Linked DNA regions of Mus musculus: region 2 is linked to region 1. A link is a loop called in an ENCODE intact Hi-C map of the cell type or tissue named here. Cell type or tissue: heart. All regions are shown on one strand. Links, peaks and the distances in the headings refer to the core of each region. The heading gives the core; the rest is flanking DNA.

Evidence for each region. Peaks named below come from ENCODE experiments on the same cell type or tissue, not always from the same donor. Only the 100,000 strongest peaks of a DNase experiment are listed, where the experiment ranks them.
Region 2: a loop joins it to region 1, with 2.0 times the contacts of the local background. A loop is called at or near these places in 2 of 42 quality-filtered maps.

The regions. Positions count from the first base shown.
Region 1 is chr7:19,150,970-19,159,294 of GRCm38, forward strand. Snrpd2 (small nuclear ribonucleoprotein D2) reads left to right here. Exons shown (of 3, transcript NM_026943.1): 2 at 249-428; 3 at 1,507-1,757. The coding sequence ends at 1,681. It overlaps Gipr (gastric inhibitory polypeptide receptor), which reads right to left. Exons shown (of 14, transcript NM_001080815.1): 13 at 6,677-6,718; 14 at 6,156-6,599. The coding sequence ends at 6,399. Among named protein-coding and RNA genes, the nearest start is that of Snrpd2, 5.3 kb to the left of the region's middle. In heart, for the core only: a CTCF peak has its summit at 5,042; DNase peaks (open chromatin) are centred at 352 and 6,652; H3K4me3 peaks cover 842 bases; H3K27ac peaks cover 796 bases; H3K27me3 peaks cover 552 bases.
Region 2 is chr7:19,341,416-19,349,740 of GRCm38, forward strand. Ercc1 (excision repair cross-complementing rodent repair deficiency, complementation group 1) reads left to right here and starts at 3,656. Exons shown (of 10, transcript NM_007948.2): 1 at 3,656-3,781; 2 at 4,191-4,302; 3 at 6,986-7,201. The coding sequence starts at 4,198. In heart, for the core only: CTCF peaks have their summits at 1,438 and 3,654; DNase peaks (open chromatin) are centred at 816, 1,406, 3,946, 7,986 and 3 weaker places; H3K4me3 peaks cover 4,127 bases; H3K27ac peaks cover 3,326 bases.

The sequences.
Region 1 (8,325 bases), core at 127-8,126:
CCAGGCATGATGGTGAGCCTCTGTCATCTCAGACCTTAGGCAGTGGAGTCAGGAGAATTGAGAATTCAAGGTCAGCGGTGGGTGGAAGAGGTTAGGTAGATGAGCCGGGGCAGGCTACCATGGAAATGTCTCTCCTGCCTCCAGAAAAGACTGCACCAGAAAGGGGGCTGGGGAGACACTGGACAGTGTGGCTTTGATCACGTACATTTCCAACTTGAACCCATCTCACCCCTGGGTTCTCTATCCAGGAGTCTCCTCAATAAACCCAAGAGTGAGATGACCCCAGAGGAGCTGCAGAAGCGGGAGGAGGAGGAATTCAACACAGGTCCCCTCTCAGTGCTCACGCAGTCGGTCAAGAACAACACGCAAGTGCTCATTAACTGTCGCAACAACAAGAAGCTGCTGGGCCGGGTGAAGGCCTTTGACAGGTGAGTGCTGTCTTGGGGAGGGCTGGGTCTGGGTCCGAGGGGCCTGAAGGAAAGGTCATTCCAGAAGGATAATAAGGTGGGCACACACGGTGACAAAGCACCTTTAATCTCAGCACTCGGGGAATCACTATGAGTTGGAGGCCAGCCAGTGTCTCATGGCACGACCTAGCTCAAAAATGTAGAAAGTGGCGATGCTTAACCTTTTTATAATACATATCTTACGTGTTTAGGTGTTTTGTCTGCATATGAGTCTGTATGCTATGGACATGTCTAGTAGTTATCAGAATCCCCTGGCAGGAAATTGGACTGGAATTTCGATATTTGATTTGTTTATCTGTAGACCAGACATCAGTGTCAAATATCTTGTATTGCTTTGTAGTTTGTTTTGAGACAGGGTCTTTACTATGTAGCTCGAACTGGCTACAGATGTGGCAGAGGCTAACCTTACACTTCTAATCCTCCTGCTCCCATCTCCCGAGCGCTGGGATTACAGGATTGCATGAAGCATGCCGTCCTGCTTTATTGTTTTAGTTAGCATGGGACTTGCCTTGTGACTTAGCCATACACATCTGGCACTGTACTTTGCTCTTATTCACTGTCCTCAAGCAAGCATTTGTGGAAAGAACTGATCCAAGTGTGAACAATGGCCACCCGGCCCCATGAGGACAGGACTGTGCAGCACTGGAGTGCGCGTGTTGGGAGCCGTGTCTAACCCCAGCACCCTAAGACCCTCTGGAGGGAGCAAGTGCTTCTCTCCTGCTGTTTCTCTCAGAGTTAGAGTTAACGCCAGAGCCAGGGCCATTTTGGTGGGCTTTACTCTGCTGGGTCCTGAGTTCTTTATTCATCCAATCTTCACACCAGCCCTATGAAATAGACTGTCTCCATTTCATGAAGGGGGAAACTGAGGCACAGAAGGGACACTATAAAGTGAAATCACTTTGCAGCCTGCCCATCCCCACTGTGGAGCCTGGGCTTTCCTTATGCCTGCTGCTGGAGAGTTCACACAGTGCCAGGCAAAGGTGGGCACTCGGAATGCCCCCCCTTACTCCAGCTTCCCCCCCCACCCCTACCCCATCAGGCACTGCAACATGGTGCTGGAAAATGTGAAGGAGATGTGGACTGAGGTTCCCAAGAGCGGCAAGGGCAAGAAGAAATCCAAGCCTGTCAACAAGGACCGCTACATCTCCAAGATGTTCCTGCGCGGGGACTCGGTCATCGTGGTGCTGCGGAACCCACTCATCGCTGGCAAGTAGAGCCTGCTCCCTGCCCTGCGAAGGCCTGCAGAACCCTGCCCAGTGGGCGAGAAATAAAACCCTGTGCTTTTTGGTTTTTATGTTTTCCAGTGGTCTTCTCTGCTCTTGGGTCTTAAAAGAGTGTGTTGGGCTGAGCACTAGGACAGGGCCTGTGGGTGCTGCGGTATATAACAGCCCTGTCTGCAAAGGAGACAGTTTAATTGGACTTTTGTGTATTGTGGACAGAGGGATTCTCTGACAATGTGCAAGTGGGAAAGGGAAGCCTATTTAAGAGGCTCGTGGAGGACCCAGGGCCTTCTGCTCTACCCACAACTCTGTCTATCTGGTATCTCTGTCTGTGTCCTCCCAGGCGATCATGGGCTGGAGGTCAGGAGTCTCTGCCCTCTTTACATGTATATAAAACATGTATGGGTGTTTTGCCTGGATGTGTCTGTTCTTGGTACCCATAGGAGCCAGAAAAGGAGAGTTGGATGCCCCTAGAGGTAGTTACATGTGGTGGTGAGGCAGCCATGTGGGTGCTGGGAAAAAAACCTGGGTCTTCTACAAGAGCAACAAGTGCTCTTAACTGTTAAGCCATCTCTCTGGCCCTTTAGCTGTCCTCTTTCTTTTTTCTTTTCAAGACAGAATTTCTCTCTATAGTCCTGGCAGTCTTGGAACTCACTTTGTAGACCAGGCTGTCCTCAAACTCAGATTCCCCCTGCTTCTGCCTCATGAGTCCTGGGATTAAAGGTATGAGCTACCACCATTCAGCCTAGCTGTCCTCCTGAACTGTGGAAGTCACAGCTAACGTTATCCTGTGCGTCCCTGTACAGAACTTCGAAGCCTGCAGCCAAGAAAACTTGCATGTGTTCCCTGAGCTGCTGCCAGAAAGAACAGCTTTGTTGTGTACTTTAGAGCTCTCTCTTTTGTTCTTTTGTGGTCCTGAGAATTGGACCTAGGGTCTCATATGCTTAGCAAGCTCTCCCCCATGAGCTAAATCCCCAGCCCTCCATTCACTTACATATATATATATGTGCCCAAGTACAATATTAGGTGTCCTCTAACACTGCCCTTAATTCCCTTGAGACAGAGTCTCTCATTGAACAGAACCAGGCTGATGCCCAGCAAACTCCAGCAATTCTGTCTCCACCCCATGCTACAGATTCTAATTGAGGGTCTCATGCTTATATCGCAAATGCTTCTAACCACTGAACCATCTCCCCAGTCCTTCCATTAAGACAGGAAACTTCTTAGGAAGTTTCCCAGGCTGGCCTTGAGCTTGTAATCCCCCAGCCATAATCTTCCAAGCAACTAGGATAACAGACCTACGTCACCACAGCTATCCTAAGCTCATTCAGTTGAAACCACTGAGATTCAGGAAAAGCATTGACATGTCCCAAAGTCACCCATGTAAGAGATAATGAAGCTACATCCTGATAGGCAGCCAGGGCTGGTGAAATGGCTCAGTGGCTACCAAGTTTAATGCCTAGCACCCATATGTGGCAACTCCAAACCACCTGTAACAGAACCTGAGGGATCCAACATTCTACCTTCCTTGGGCACCTGCACACAAATACACATGGATTAAAATTAGATACAAAAACAGGCCAGACAGTGGTGGCATATGCCTTTAATCCTAGCACTTAGGAGGCAGAAGCAGGCAGATAGGCAGATTTCTGAGTTCCAGGATAGCCTGGTCAGAGGCAGGGAAATCTTTGTGAGGCCAGTCTGATCTACAGAGCAAGTTCCAGTACAGCCAGAGCCACACAGAGAAACCCCGCCTCAAAAACAAGTAAAATCCCAGCACTCAGGAGGCAGAGGCAGGTGGATTTCTGAGTTCGAGGCCAGGCTGGTCTACAGAGTGAGTTCCAGGACAGCCAGGGCTACACAGAGAAACCCTGACTCCAAAAACAAAAACAAAACAAAAAAAACAAGTAAAATGAAAGCAAACATGAGTGTACCCGTGATCCATCCCTACAGCTTAAGAGGCTGAGGCAGAATTGGCTGCAAGTTCAAGGCTAGCCTGGGTCTACATGGTAAATTCCTGGTGAGCCAGGCATAGTGAGTTCCTTTCAAAAAGAAAAGACTCCATTGAAAATACATTTGGAAAAGTACAGGCTGGGGTCTGGGCGCCCCCTCCATCTCCTCCCACTTAATGGTCTCCCACGATGCCAAGCCGGTAAAGTTGGGCACCTGCCCTCCCCTGCTCCTGAGGCTCTCGAGTGCTGAGGAGAAGCAGGGCCAGGCAGGGAGGCCTCTGCTCCCCACTGGGCTTCGTCAGTTTGCACTGAGAACCTAGGATCGGAGCCTCCTGGCTCACAAAACCTGCAACCTCCCTCTGCATTCTGGGAAGGAAAAGAAAGGGAGTTGGTCTCTTGCCAGGGAAGTTGGCGACTGCCATGGAGGAAGACAGCCGGCCACTCCGTGTGGTGACCTACAGAGTGCCAGTGTGGCTGCTGGGCCTTTAGAGCTATGTATTCTGGATGGCCAGGACTACACTGAGACACCCTGTCTCAAAAAGCCCAAGTAAATAATAAAAGTAAAATTGTAAGCTTTGCAGCCAAGCTGGTGGGCAATGTCAGTCCAGTGAAGCCCACTTATTTCACCCAGGAGCAGGACTGGACTGAGTCTTCAGGTCACAGGCTCAAAGCTGTAGTTCCTGCCCTGTCTGTCACCCTGAACACTCCTCACCAGACATGGAAACTTCGCTTGCCTCTCTGAATGTCAGGGTTACAGTCCAGGATACCTGGCTGTCCAAACGGTGCTTTTATCTACCTTTTTTTTTTTTCTTAATTGCATGTGACAGGGGTAGTTTGTATGTGTGCATATGTGTGTTCACATGTAAATGGGTACATGTGCACACATTTGTATGTTATGGAGACCTGGGGTCACATGGGAAATCTTCACTCTTCCCCGTATGTGGGCACTATGGGCCAGAGTTCTGGTCCCAAGACTGTTGTGGCCAGCACTTTGCCCACTGAGTGAGCCATCTCCCCTGGCCCTTTCTGTTTTGACAGGGTCTTGTTATATAGCCTAGGCTGGCCTCAGATTGGAGCAACACTTCTGCCTCAGCTTCTTGGATGATGGGATTGGGGAAAAGGCTAGCTCTAACTGGTCTGAGACTAGGCAAGTAAATAAGGCTGGTTTTGAACATGCAACAGTTCAGCCTCCGCCTTTGATTGCCTTCAGATAATCCTTTCCAGAGATAAAAGCCAAAGTGGAGGTCCTCAGACGGAGTTTAGTGACAGCTAATGCAGTAGCCCAATTAAGAACTGAGCAAGGCTGGTTCCCGCTGCTTTTGCTGTTTGAGACGATCTCCGAGGTTCAGATAGCCAACCTGTGTTCTTTCAGCTAAGCCTCCCAGATGCTGGGGTTACAGCGCCACCCCTTGTCTGGGTCTGATATTTCTGTGTTGCCTTCCAAACAAGCAGCATGCTCACATGCACGACTTTAATTGTACATATGTCTTAGATTTCAATAGAGATTAGCTCAGGGCAGGGTACAGTAGCAGTGTGGTGTTCGTGGGGTTTTTGCGCCAACACATTGCTCCAGTTGAGCCTCACTCATCTACAGCAGACGACCTCACACACACCCTAGTCATCTCCCTTTCTAGCCTGGCCTCCTCCCACTCCGTAAAGAAGCTTGATTTACTACAGTCTCCACTCCACCAGAAGCCAAAGTCTTAAATCGTGGAGTGTGAGTCAGCTATGAGACACATCTTTCTGGGAACCTTGGGGAAAAATCCAGCAGCCGCTACTAATAAAGGAGGGGTGTGGTGTGAATGGCTGTGGGGTGGGGGTGGGTGTGTCTGGGAGGCGGAAGGATCTGTCTACCTCACTGACCCCAGGCCCTCTTGCTTGGCTGCCAGCTCTCACTCATATAGCTCTGTGTCCTGCTGCTCGGCTTCTCCCACAGCCTAACACAGGCAAAGAGCCTCCCACCCCAGAGCCTTTGAACCTCTCTCCTTTGGTCATGGCAGTCTCCTTTGATCCTGGGATCCCTCAACAAATCCTTCCCACCTCTCTGTGGCCTCCGTTCTGGTCCAGCCACCTACATTCCTCTCACTGGGCTCCCAACTCACTGCCCCTAATAACGAACAGAGAACCATGGAAAACAGCCCAGGAGACACTGCTGCTAAGAATCTTGGGGGTGGAGGGCTGGAGAGATGGAGTTCTGTTAACCTACATGGAGGCTGACAACCATCCAGTCCCAGGGGTCTTCTGCCCTTCAAGCATATGCAGGGGCTGCATGCCTGCGGTGTACATCCGTACACACAGACAAAACAATCGTACACGTAAAGTAAAAATAATCAAATCTTCAGTGAGCCTGGGATGAAATTCCAGTTTCTGCACCCCCTGCCCACTTCTTCCCATCTGGAGGCCCTCGCTTTTTCCAGTGGAGCCACGGAAGCCTTTCTCCATTCTTCCTGTTCCCAAGACCTTTTTGAATGCTGTTCCATCTGCCAGCAATCTTGTCCTCCAACTCTTCAAGAGGTCTCCAGTCACTTCTTTCAAACATGACCCATGACCTAAGCATCATGTCTATCCCAATTGCCTTCCAGTTGATTGTCCTAGACACCTCAATTCTTTTCATAAACGATTCCTCCACAAATATATACACGTGGGGACCTTGTTTTCCGGTTCCTTCGCCTCCATTTCCCCAGCATTGCTCCACTTGGGGCTGGTACACAGTAGGCTCTGAATACATGCTAACTGTACAGACACGGGGGTCCCTTTACCTAGCAGTAACTTTCCAAGACCTCATCCCCAGGCACATGCAGCATCCCAGAGGGCAAGGCGTTGCCAACGGCAGCTTCTCGGCACGCAGAGCTCAAAGGCACAGCCCGGGGGGCGAGTTCCTGGTGCGGACGTGGACGCTGCTCTTGAAGACTGAGACGCAGGCGGCGGTGGCGCCAACCCTGGCGGATCTCCGACTGCACCTGCAACGCCGGGCGCTCAGGGTGACGCTGTTCCCAGGGTGGCCGCCAGGGGGCACGGGCGGGCCAGCCTCTCCTACCTCTTTGTTGATGAAGCAGTAGAGCACGCTCACCAGGAAACCCTGTCAGAGGAGGAGCGAGATCAGATCGCTGCTGTGGACTCATTGTTTCCAGCCTCAAAGTACTGTGGCTGTTACAGGCCTAGTCCTAGGTACTGAGGGCACCTGCTCACTGGCTACCAACTCTCTGTAATGCTCCTCGGACCCCCAAAGGCCGAGAACAAGTGTTGGAAGTTGAACGTCCTGAGTGTAGAACGCTATTCCCTGCTTTCCACATTTGAGGCAAGCAGTCAAACCACTCTGTGCCTCCCTTTCCTCGCCTGGAAAAATGAAGGCGGTGGTTGGAAGAGGTGCAGAATTAATGTGTAAAACGACGTAGTACTTAGCTGTGTGTGGTGGCACATGCCTTTAATTCCAGCACTCTGGTGGCAGAGGGAGACAGTTCTCTATGAGTTGGAGTATATCCTTGTCCACACAGACTTCTATGTCCAACCAGAACTGCATGGTGAGACTCAACCTCAAAAATAATAATTAGGGCTGGAGAGGTACCTCAGGAGTTAAGAGCACTGGCTGCTCTTCCAGAGGTCTTGAGTTCAATTCTCAGCAACCACATGGTGGCTCACAACCATCTGTAATGGGATCTGATGCCCTCTGCTGGTGTGTCTGAAGACAATGACAGTGTACTTATATTAAATAAATAAATCTTTTAAAATAATAATTATTAATTAATTATGGAGCTTGAGGTCTTCTCAGTATTGGAGCACATGCTTAGCGAGCTAGAGACAGAATACAGGTGTGAGCCCCAATACCTGGCTTAAATTGATTCATGAAGTCAGATATGAACATGGGCTATTATCAAGATATTCCTAGGATCTTCTACAATCCCATTAATATCGAATTCAGATCACACATCTCCCTTTCCAGAAGAGGAAAAAAGACAAAATTGAAGTTGCGCTTGGAGTCCTGGCCCCTCTCTCGCTTTTCTGCCCCTGTTGTTTAGCTCTTGCCTCTCGCTCGCCCCAATTGCTCTGGAGTTGCAGGCACCCTCACCACCCTCCAGCACACTAGCTACCCTCTTGCCTCAGGGATCTTCATTCTGGGACGTTCCCCTAGTTGTGTGACTGGCTGTTTACATAGAGTGTTCCCTCCGTCTCTCACAGAATAGGGGGCCGACCATTTGGCTCCTGGCTGTTGCTAGGTGCATATGTGCTCCATCTGTTCTTGCTTCCTTTAACGAATGCACAGTCTCACCGGGGAGACTGGTGCTATCCCCACTTTAGGGAGAAGACTGAGGCTCAGTTGGGTCCAGCAGGGTAGGGACTAGGGAAGGCAAGCACATCAGCGTTGGCCTCACGTTTTGGAACTTTCTACGTCCTTCAATTCTGCACCTTGGGCTAGAGAGATGGCTCAGCGCTTAAGAGCTCAGACTGCTCTTCCAGAGGTCCTGAGTTCAATTCCCAGCAACCATATAGTGGCTCACAACCATCTGTAATGGGATCCTCTTCTGGTGTGTGTGAAGATAGCTACAGTGTACTCATATACAATAAATAAATAAATAAATATTTAAAAGAAAAAATCTGTACCTTGAGGGTAAAGGAAACCAGAAACTAAGCCCTAACTCAGTCCACCCCACAGCCCTTCCTCCTCGTCCGGGGGCAATGCTAGGAAAG
Region 2 (8,325 bases), core at 326-8,325, 190 kb after region 1:
ATCACACCTCTCCCGGACTCCCTAAGGCCCCAATGCTAGGACCCCCATGACCTGAGGACCAGGTGGCCCAGGTGTAGGCGACACAGTGCAACACTAACCATGGTTTGCAGTGCGCCCCTCCCGGGGTTAAAACGAGGCTCCCGGGCCACACCTGCACATGGCACCTGCTGCAGGGACAGAAAGCAAGCTGCTGTTGGATCCATTTTTCCTTCTTGCCATCACTTTTCAATCCATGCTAATCGGCTAGATTAAATTTATCTTTAGCTCTGTCTCGTGTTGCCCTGGACACCGCTCATTTATCCCAGGCCACTAGGTCAGAGGGACAGCGCTCTAAAGTAAGCGTATGAGTTCTCAAGTCTTTGGAGGCAGGGATAAGCACTCCAGGCAGGAGGAACATTCCAGGGGTTGGGGGTGGGGGTGGGGCAGTACAGAAGACACGTTATGGAACGATGGCTGTCTGTGGTCAATGAGTCTGCGCCGCCATGCCTAAAACATTTCAGTACTCCTCCTAGTGAGAAGCACGTGTTCCTACCTGGTCCAATTTCTTTGGTGGAAGTTCTTCCCTTAATCCAACTGCAGTGCCTCTGCTACAAACATCTTTTGCTGTGTATCTATTCATCCACGGACACATTGTCCCAGTGGACACATTGAGGTGCAGTAGTAGAAGAGGTGTCCGTGAAGGCGCGGGGGTCGGGTCCGGTGCGCTCCACTGTCCCCCCATCCGGGGGCCTCCACTCCGGGCCGGGTGAGTCAGCCCCGGGCGGCTCCCGCGTCATCCAGGCCGCTCTGCTCCACGCTATTTCGGGCTCCGGGCACTATAAATAGAAGCTCTCACAGCCGAGGCGAGCCAGCCCCCCTCTCTGCTCGGGCCCCCTGTGTCCCCGGCCCGCCGCGATCGCCGTCACCGCGGCTAAGTTTAGAGGCGGGTGGGGACGCCGGCCTGGTCACTGTGGTCCCCCACCCTCGCCGCCGCAGGCGGAACCTTTGAGGGTCTCCAGCTGTCCAGCTCCTTTTTAGTCCAAGCCCCCAGTTCTCCATCCCTTCTGGAGTGCAGAGGGGAACAGAACCGTACTTGATACAGGAGGAAGAAACCCAGGAGGAAAGCTTGACCGGGATGCTAAGAGAGATCATTTGAACTCAAAGTGGGATCATTTGAACTCAAAGCCCCCGAGTGGGAGGACCTCGATCTGGATATGCAAGGCTCAGTGCAGAAATTGAACACAGAAAGCAAACTTGGGGATGCTGAAGAACTAGGAGGAACTTTTCCCGCCCTTGACTAATGCAAACGACTCAAAGTCACAGCCGTGGGCGGTCGGGACGCAGGTTGGCTGCGGTAGGGATGCTCGCCGCCTTCCCGCTGGGTCCTGAGCATCCCGCGTGGTCCTTCCCAACCCACCCGAGAATCCTATAATAGCGGGGCGCAGGCGACCCCTGGCGGTAGAGACGAGAGTTGCAGGTTCAAGACTTGGGATACCTTTGCCCTGTGGGAGAAACACATCTCACACACGGAGTTAGGATTCTACTTAGCTTGGTATCTCACACACGCTCGCTCTCTGACATTTCAGAGATTCAGAGACACGCGTCCTTGTATTTTATTTTTTAAATGGCATGTAATTCTGTTTTGTTTTATGTGTATGAGTGTTCTGTGTACTTGGTACCTTAGGAGGTCTGAAAAGGGCGTCAGATCCCCTGCAACTGGAGTCACAGATGGTTGTGAATGCTGTGAATCTAGTCCTCAGCAAGAGTAGTCAGTGTTCTTAACTTCTGAGCCATTTCTCCAGTCCCTGGTTCTTTTTTCATGGGGGAGGGGGTAGTGGGAGAGTCTTCCTATGTATCCCTGGCTGATATGGAAGTCACTGTATAGATCAGGCTGCCCTTGAACTCACATAGATCGCCTGCTTCTGCTTCTCCAGTGTTAGGGTTGACACCAATACATCCAGAGGTTTTGGTTTTTTTGTTTGTTTTGTTCAGGGTCTTGCTTTGTGGCACAGGCTGGGCTGGAAGTCACTAAGTAGGACATAAGCTAGTTTGGAACTTGCTCCAGTCCTCCTGCCTCAGCGTTCTCGGTGCTGGGTTTACATGCGTGCTGGTGGTTGCCACCACTCACTGCGGTCTTACTGCACCCTTTTAACCTCAGCAAATGATTCCAGGTAGAGAAACTAAGGCATTCAGTGGGAACTTGCCTCTGTCAGCGCTTCCTTCACAGAACACACGGTTCAGGCGCGCCCTCTAATGGCAAGGCTTATGCACGGCACTCTGATTCCTTGGCAGCTCAACCCCTTTCCTTCCTAGGATCAACGGTTACTTACTATTAAATTTGATAAATTAACTAGTTTTGAGTCAGGATCTTATTTTGTAGCTCTGGCTGACCTGGAAATCACTCTGTAGGTCATGCTGTCCTCGAACTCACCGAGATCCGCCTGTCTCTGCCTCGTGTGTTGGGATTAAATGTGTGAGCCATTTCGCCTGGCTACTATTAATAGTTCTGTTTTGTATCACACTTCCAAAGGCCTGGGGCCATGGCTCAATAGTAGTGTCTCTGCCTAGAATTCACAGCGTAGGCATGTGCTTGTACACACACACACACACACACACACACACACACACCTCACAACTAGGAAAACATTAAAAAAGATATAGAGGGATTACATATGATGACCTTTGGGCGTGCCCTCTCTCAATACACGAAGACCAAAAGAAAATGGAGAATACGTTGGTAAATGCATGCAAAATTTTAAATGGAGAATTTTTAAAAGTATGAACTCGAAGGAAAGATTTGCAGCCTAATGAAGTGACTAACAGCATCAGCCCTTAAGCATCACTCCAACAAATGGGCGGTAATCAAAAGATGCTCATCTCCTTTTCCTCCCCCTTTTTAATTTAAAAAACCGTTGAATTGCTCATTTCGAAAAAATGGGCAAAGGATATGAGCCAATCTTTGTTAAAAGGAATAGGCAAAGGAAATGAGCAAGAACAAAAAATATATAAGACCATTAAACTATTTCCTTAGCAATCACAGAACTACAAGTTGGAACGGGGTGAAACTGTCCTTCCAGGAAATGAGTCATACTAAGTCATTCATGGGGCCCAGGTCTCGGAACACAGGTGTCCCTTCCTTCAGGAAGCCCGTCCTCACACCCCAGCTGGGTCAGGTGCCCCCTAACACGGGCTCAATGTCCTCTGGGCTCTCCCTTCCCGACCCTGCCCGCTCTGGGTTGTCCCTGTCTGACTGTCCCACTGGACTTTAAGCCACAGCTGTCGGTATCAGTCCCTGCTTGGGATGCAAGTGGGGAATGGCTTAGAATGAGTGAGTCAATGTCTGTGGGCTGAGTCCACCCACGCTTACAGGGAGGGCGTCCTCTGAAATCTCACCTCCCTCCTCTCTCTCTCTCTCTCTCTCTCTCTGTCTCTCTCTCTCTTTGTCTCTGTCTCTCTCTCCTTTCCTCCTTTCCCTCCCCCACCTCCTTTGATCATCACTGAGCCGGATCTGGAGTCTGGGAAGCGCTCAAGAGGGCCTTGGAACACAACTACTTGAAGTCAAAGTCTCCCAGGTACCAAGATGCACAAGCTTCCATCCGCCCCAAACCACAGCGGTCCTCCAGGACCATAGAGAGCAGCGCGAATAGAGTTCCCCGCTCTAACTCCTCCGGGGAGCAGCGAGACGAGCGAAGGGCCAGAGCGGCCGGAAGTGAGTCTAGCAGGAGTTGTGCTGGCTGTGCTGGCGTTGTGTCGCCTCTGTTTCCCCCCGTGGTATTTCCTTCTAGGCATCGGGAAAGACCAGGTGAGTTTTGGCAGTGCTTAGACGCAGAGCTAGGACCGAGAGGGACAGGGTGGAGGTGGATGGAGGCCGGGGATTGATGATTGGCAGCGGAAGAAGCCAATCATTGCGGAGGCTGAGACTAGGCCGGGACTGGGCGAGGCGAAAGCATCCAGGTGTGCCCCTGGGGGCGGGGCCAATTGCCTCTGAGCGAGTGTCGTGCGGGAGTAATAGCAGGTAGGCGGGGCTATAAGACCCGTAGACCAATCCGGAGTGAGAAGGAGGAAAGGGGCGGGCCCACTGGTTGGTCCTCTGGAACCTAACGCTAGCGAACCGGGCAACCTTTTGTGGGATGGGGTGGGGATACCACTGTGAGCCAGAGTTTCCCTCTGGAATATGGAAATGCCTACGACGATGTCGCCACGCCTTTCAGGCCCCAGATGGACCCTGGGAAGGACGAGGAAAGTCGGCCACAGCCCTCAGGACCACCCACCAGGAGGAAGTTTGTTATCCCACTGGAGGAAGAAGAGGTGCCCTGTGCAGGGGTAAGAGCGAAGACTTGGGGGCTCTTGGGAGTTAAAAGGATCCCTGGGACTACGGTGTGAGTTTAGGCTTGGGTTGCTTTGGAAAAATAACCTGCCATGCTCTGCAATCCTCGGTTTGCCCGTTGGTAAAATGGCATGACAGGGTGGTTAAGGGAGAGGCTGGCAGCTGGGCAATGGCCAGTGATAGCTTTTGTTTGTTTAGTTTGGGTCTTCGATTGGGTCACATGTTTCCTGGGCTAGCCTTGAAATTGATGTGTAGCTAGGGTTGGCCTTAAATCCAGTTCCTCCCATCTCCACTTCCCAAGTGCTGAGGTTATAGCAATGGAACATCCTTTTGTTTTTTGTGTGGATGTTTTGCATGCCTGTATGTCTGTGCACTACATGCATGTAGACCTGCAGAGGCCAGAAGTCATTGGCTCCCCTAGACCTGGAATTGAATCCAGATCCTCTTGAAGAGCAGCCAGTGCTCTTAACTGAGAAGGCATCTCTCTGGCCTCTAAAACATGTCTTTGTGCTGTCTGTACACACATGGATGAGTGCTGTGAAGCTCCTGTGAAGGGCAAAAGATAACCCGTGGGACTTGATTTTATCCTTGTACTGTGTAGATCCTCAGGACTGAACTGAGTGAGGTCACGAAGCTGGCAAGTACCTTTACCCACTGAGCCATCTTGCCTGCCCCCCCTTCCTTCTTTCTTTTCTTTTCTTTCTTTTTTTCTTTCTTGAGCCTTGCTATGACCTAAAACTTGCAGCAATCCTCCTGTCTCCATCTCTCAAGTGATAGGAACTTCCAGGTGCATTTCACAACACTAAACTCAGCTATGGGTTTTGTATAAGCAGTATTCTGGGTTTTCAAGTTATGGATTTGGATCTGACCTTTTTCTGTTATTATTTTGCTTTGTTTTTACATTTCTTTATGTAGTGTGGGTTGGGGGTGTACTTGCCAGGGCATTTGTGTGGAGGTCAATTCTCTGCCTCCATCTGGTAACTTTCAGGCTTCAAGCTTAGGTGTCAGGCACCACTGTCCCCTGAGCCGTCTCCTTGGCTCTGGATTTGACATTTAAGAGTTGGAAACTGGCTGTTTGTCTGTCTATCTATCCATCTATCTAAGTTTTTTTGATTTCTCTGTGTAGCCCTGGCTGTTCTGGATCTCACAGAGCTCTGCCTCTCTCTGCTTCCCAAGTGCTAGGATCAAAGGTGTGCGGCCACCACCAAAGGCTAGAAATGGAAGTTTTTGTCCTCTAAGAAAAAGAAATTGGTGATCTAAAGAGATGGCTCAGCACTTAAATGCATTAGTTGCTCTTGCAGAGGACCCAGGTTCAGTTCCCTAACATCCATATGGTGGCTTACAACCGGCTGTAATTCCAGTTCCAGGGGATCCAGTGCCCTCTTTTGACCACTGAGGGCAACCAAGAATGTACATGGTGCATGTATATACATGCAGGCAAAACACTCAATACTAATAAAATAAGAATTTAAAAGGAAACATGGAAGCTGGTTAGATGAGGCATTCACTAAGGTTGCTTGGGCCGTTTTTGTTTGGTTTTGGTTTTGAGATAGGCATTAAATATATGAGCCAGGGCTGAAGAGATGGCTTAATGGTTAAGAGCGCTGACTGCTCTTCCAGAGGTCATGAGTTCAAATCCCAGCAACCACATGGTGGCTCACAACCATCTATAATGGGTGGGATCTGATGTCCTCTTCTGGGGCGTCTGAAGAGAGCTACAGTGTACTTATATATAATAAATAAATAAATCTTTAAAAAAATGTATGAGCCATCAATGCCCATTGCTAAAGTCTTTTAAAAAAAAAGGATTTTCTGTTTTTTCTAGGGAATCCAGATTTGGTTCATGCTCCCATGTCAGATAGCTCACAATCAATTACCTATAAGTCCAGCTGCAGGGACCCAACACCTTCTCGTGGCTTCTATAGGCACACACCACACATGGGCACACATATGGCATACACACACAGACACTTATACATGAACAAAAATAAGTAGATCTTAAGAAACAAGAAAGACATCTGAGTCAAGCATGTTGGCAAACACCTCAAATCCCAGCATTGGAGATGCTGAGGCAGGAGGACCATCATAAGTTCCAGGCTAGCCTGAGCTACATAGTGAGAGTCTGATTCAAAAACAAAGCACAACAGGCCAAGTGTGGTGGCACACGCCTTTAATCCCAGCACTCGGGAGGCAGAGGCAGGTGGATCTCTGAGTTTGAGGCCAGCCTGGTCTACACAGTGAGTTCCAGGACAGCCAGGGACACACAAAGAAACCCTGTCCCAAAAAGTAACTACCAACAAAAATCCCTGTACTTGTGACGTCTTCTGAAGGATCTGGCCAGGAGGAGTAATAAGGGAATGGGCCATGGGACAACTGACTGGAGGGGAAGCTAGTCCAGAGGCTCTGAGGTGAGCAAGCTGAGGAGCCTGAGCAGATGGGTGCTGCATCCACAGGAGGGGTGGGCCCAGAGGCAGGGCTATAGGGACAGCCTAGAGCATCTCAGCCTCTGCCTCCCGAGTGCTCGGATGACAGGTGTGCACCACTGTGCCTGGCTCGCTGAGACACACAACTGAGCCATAGCCCCAGCCCTTGCTTATTCTTAGCCCCGGGGAGCATCTGGGAGGAGGGGGAGGACCTCAGTGTTTCTTCCTCATCTCCAGTCCTCCCTTCTCTCCACAGGTCAAGCCCTTATTCAGATCGTCACGGAATCCCACCATCCCAGCAACCTCAGCCCACGTGGCCCCTCAGACGTATGCTGAGTACGCCATCACCCAGCCTCCAGGAGGGGCTGGGGCCACAGTGCCCACAGGCTCTGAACCTGCGGCAGGAGAGAACCCCAGCCAGACCCTGAAAACAGGAGCAAAGTCTAATAGCATCATCGTGAGCCCGAGGCAGGTGAGAGCGGGGGATGGGCCCCTGGGGATTCTGATGGGCTCTGTTTACTCATGCCTTCTTCATGCATTTGTCACTTCATTAATTTCTGCATTCATTCATTAATATACACACCCCTTCATTCATTCATTTATTCCTTCCTGTAGATACCCCACCATTCATGCATTGGCCTATGAGCTCATGGGTTCAGGGTGCCCCAGCCCTCCCTGCTAGGGCTGTCACTCTGTTTAGGCAGCTTGGCTCCTGTCCCCAGGTCTGATCATTTCCTCAGAACCTGTAGGGAGAACCTCAGAAGTCACTGAAATGCTGCCCAAGTGATGTCGCCTGGCCGGCCTCAAACTTAGAGACCTCACCTGTGTCTGCCTCCGACTAAGGGCGTGTACCACCACGCCCAGCCTCCTGCCCCGCTTTAGAACGGAGGCTTTTGATGTCTGTGGTAGCTTGAAGGAGTTACTTGGTGCATCCGTTCCCTGCTTTCTCTATGCATCAACTCCTCCGTTCACTTCATGCCTAGGGTGTTATGGCATGGGAGCTTTTGAACTCAGTCCTTTTGGGTTACAGTAGAATTATGACACGGGCTTGGATAGATGCCGTCCCTAGCTACTGGTGAACCTTGAGCCCTTCCTCTGTGGAGGTGGGCTTGGGGCAGACAATTCCGAACCCTGAATTCTGAGCATGGGTCCTCTAGGTCTGTTCTGGGCCAAATAGGAGCACTATGAGTCACCCAGGCGAATACAAGGTGTTCCGTTCCCTCAGGAGTCCCTCGGGCCTTAGGAAGTCCATGCTAGATGCTATCTGTGAGTCAGGAAATTCCAGAAGTCTCAAGAATCCGGGTGAGGGTGCATAGCAGATGGTCCAGGGGCTCAGGAGAGACAAGTCTGGAACTGGGGGCAGAGTCCATAAGAACTGGGCCTGTCCTGGTCACCGCTGTGTCCCAGCATAGGAGACAGTGTGTGTTCTCTATGCTTTCTGGATGGGTTAGAGCCTGGGCTGCCCGAGTGCTTTGACCTTGAGCTGGGGAGGGGAACTGGAGAGACCGCTACCTCCCGGGAACTCAGCCATGGCAGAGCCTAGATGCTGCTGCCGATCACTATTTACAAGATGACCTCAGGGAGTGTGATGGTGAC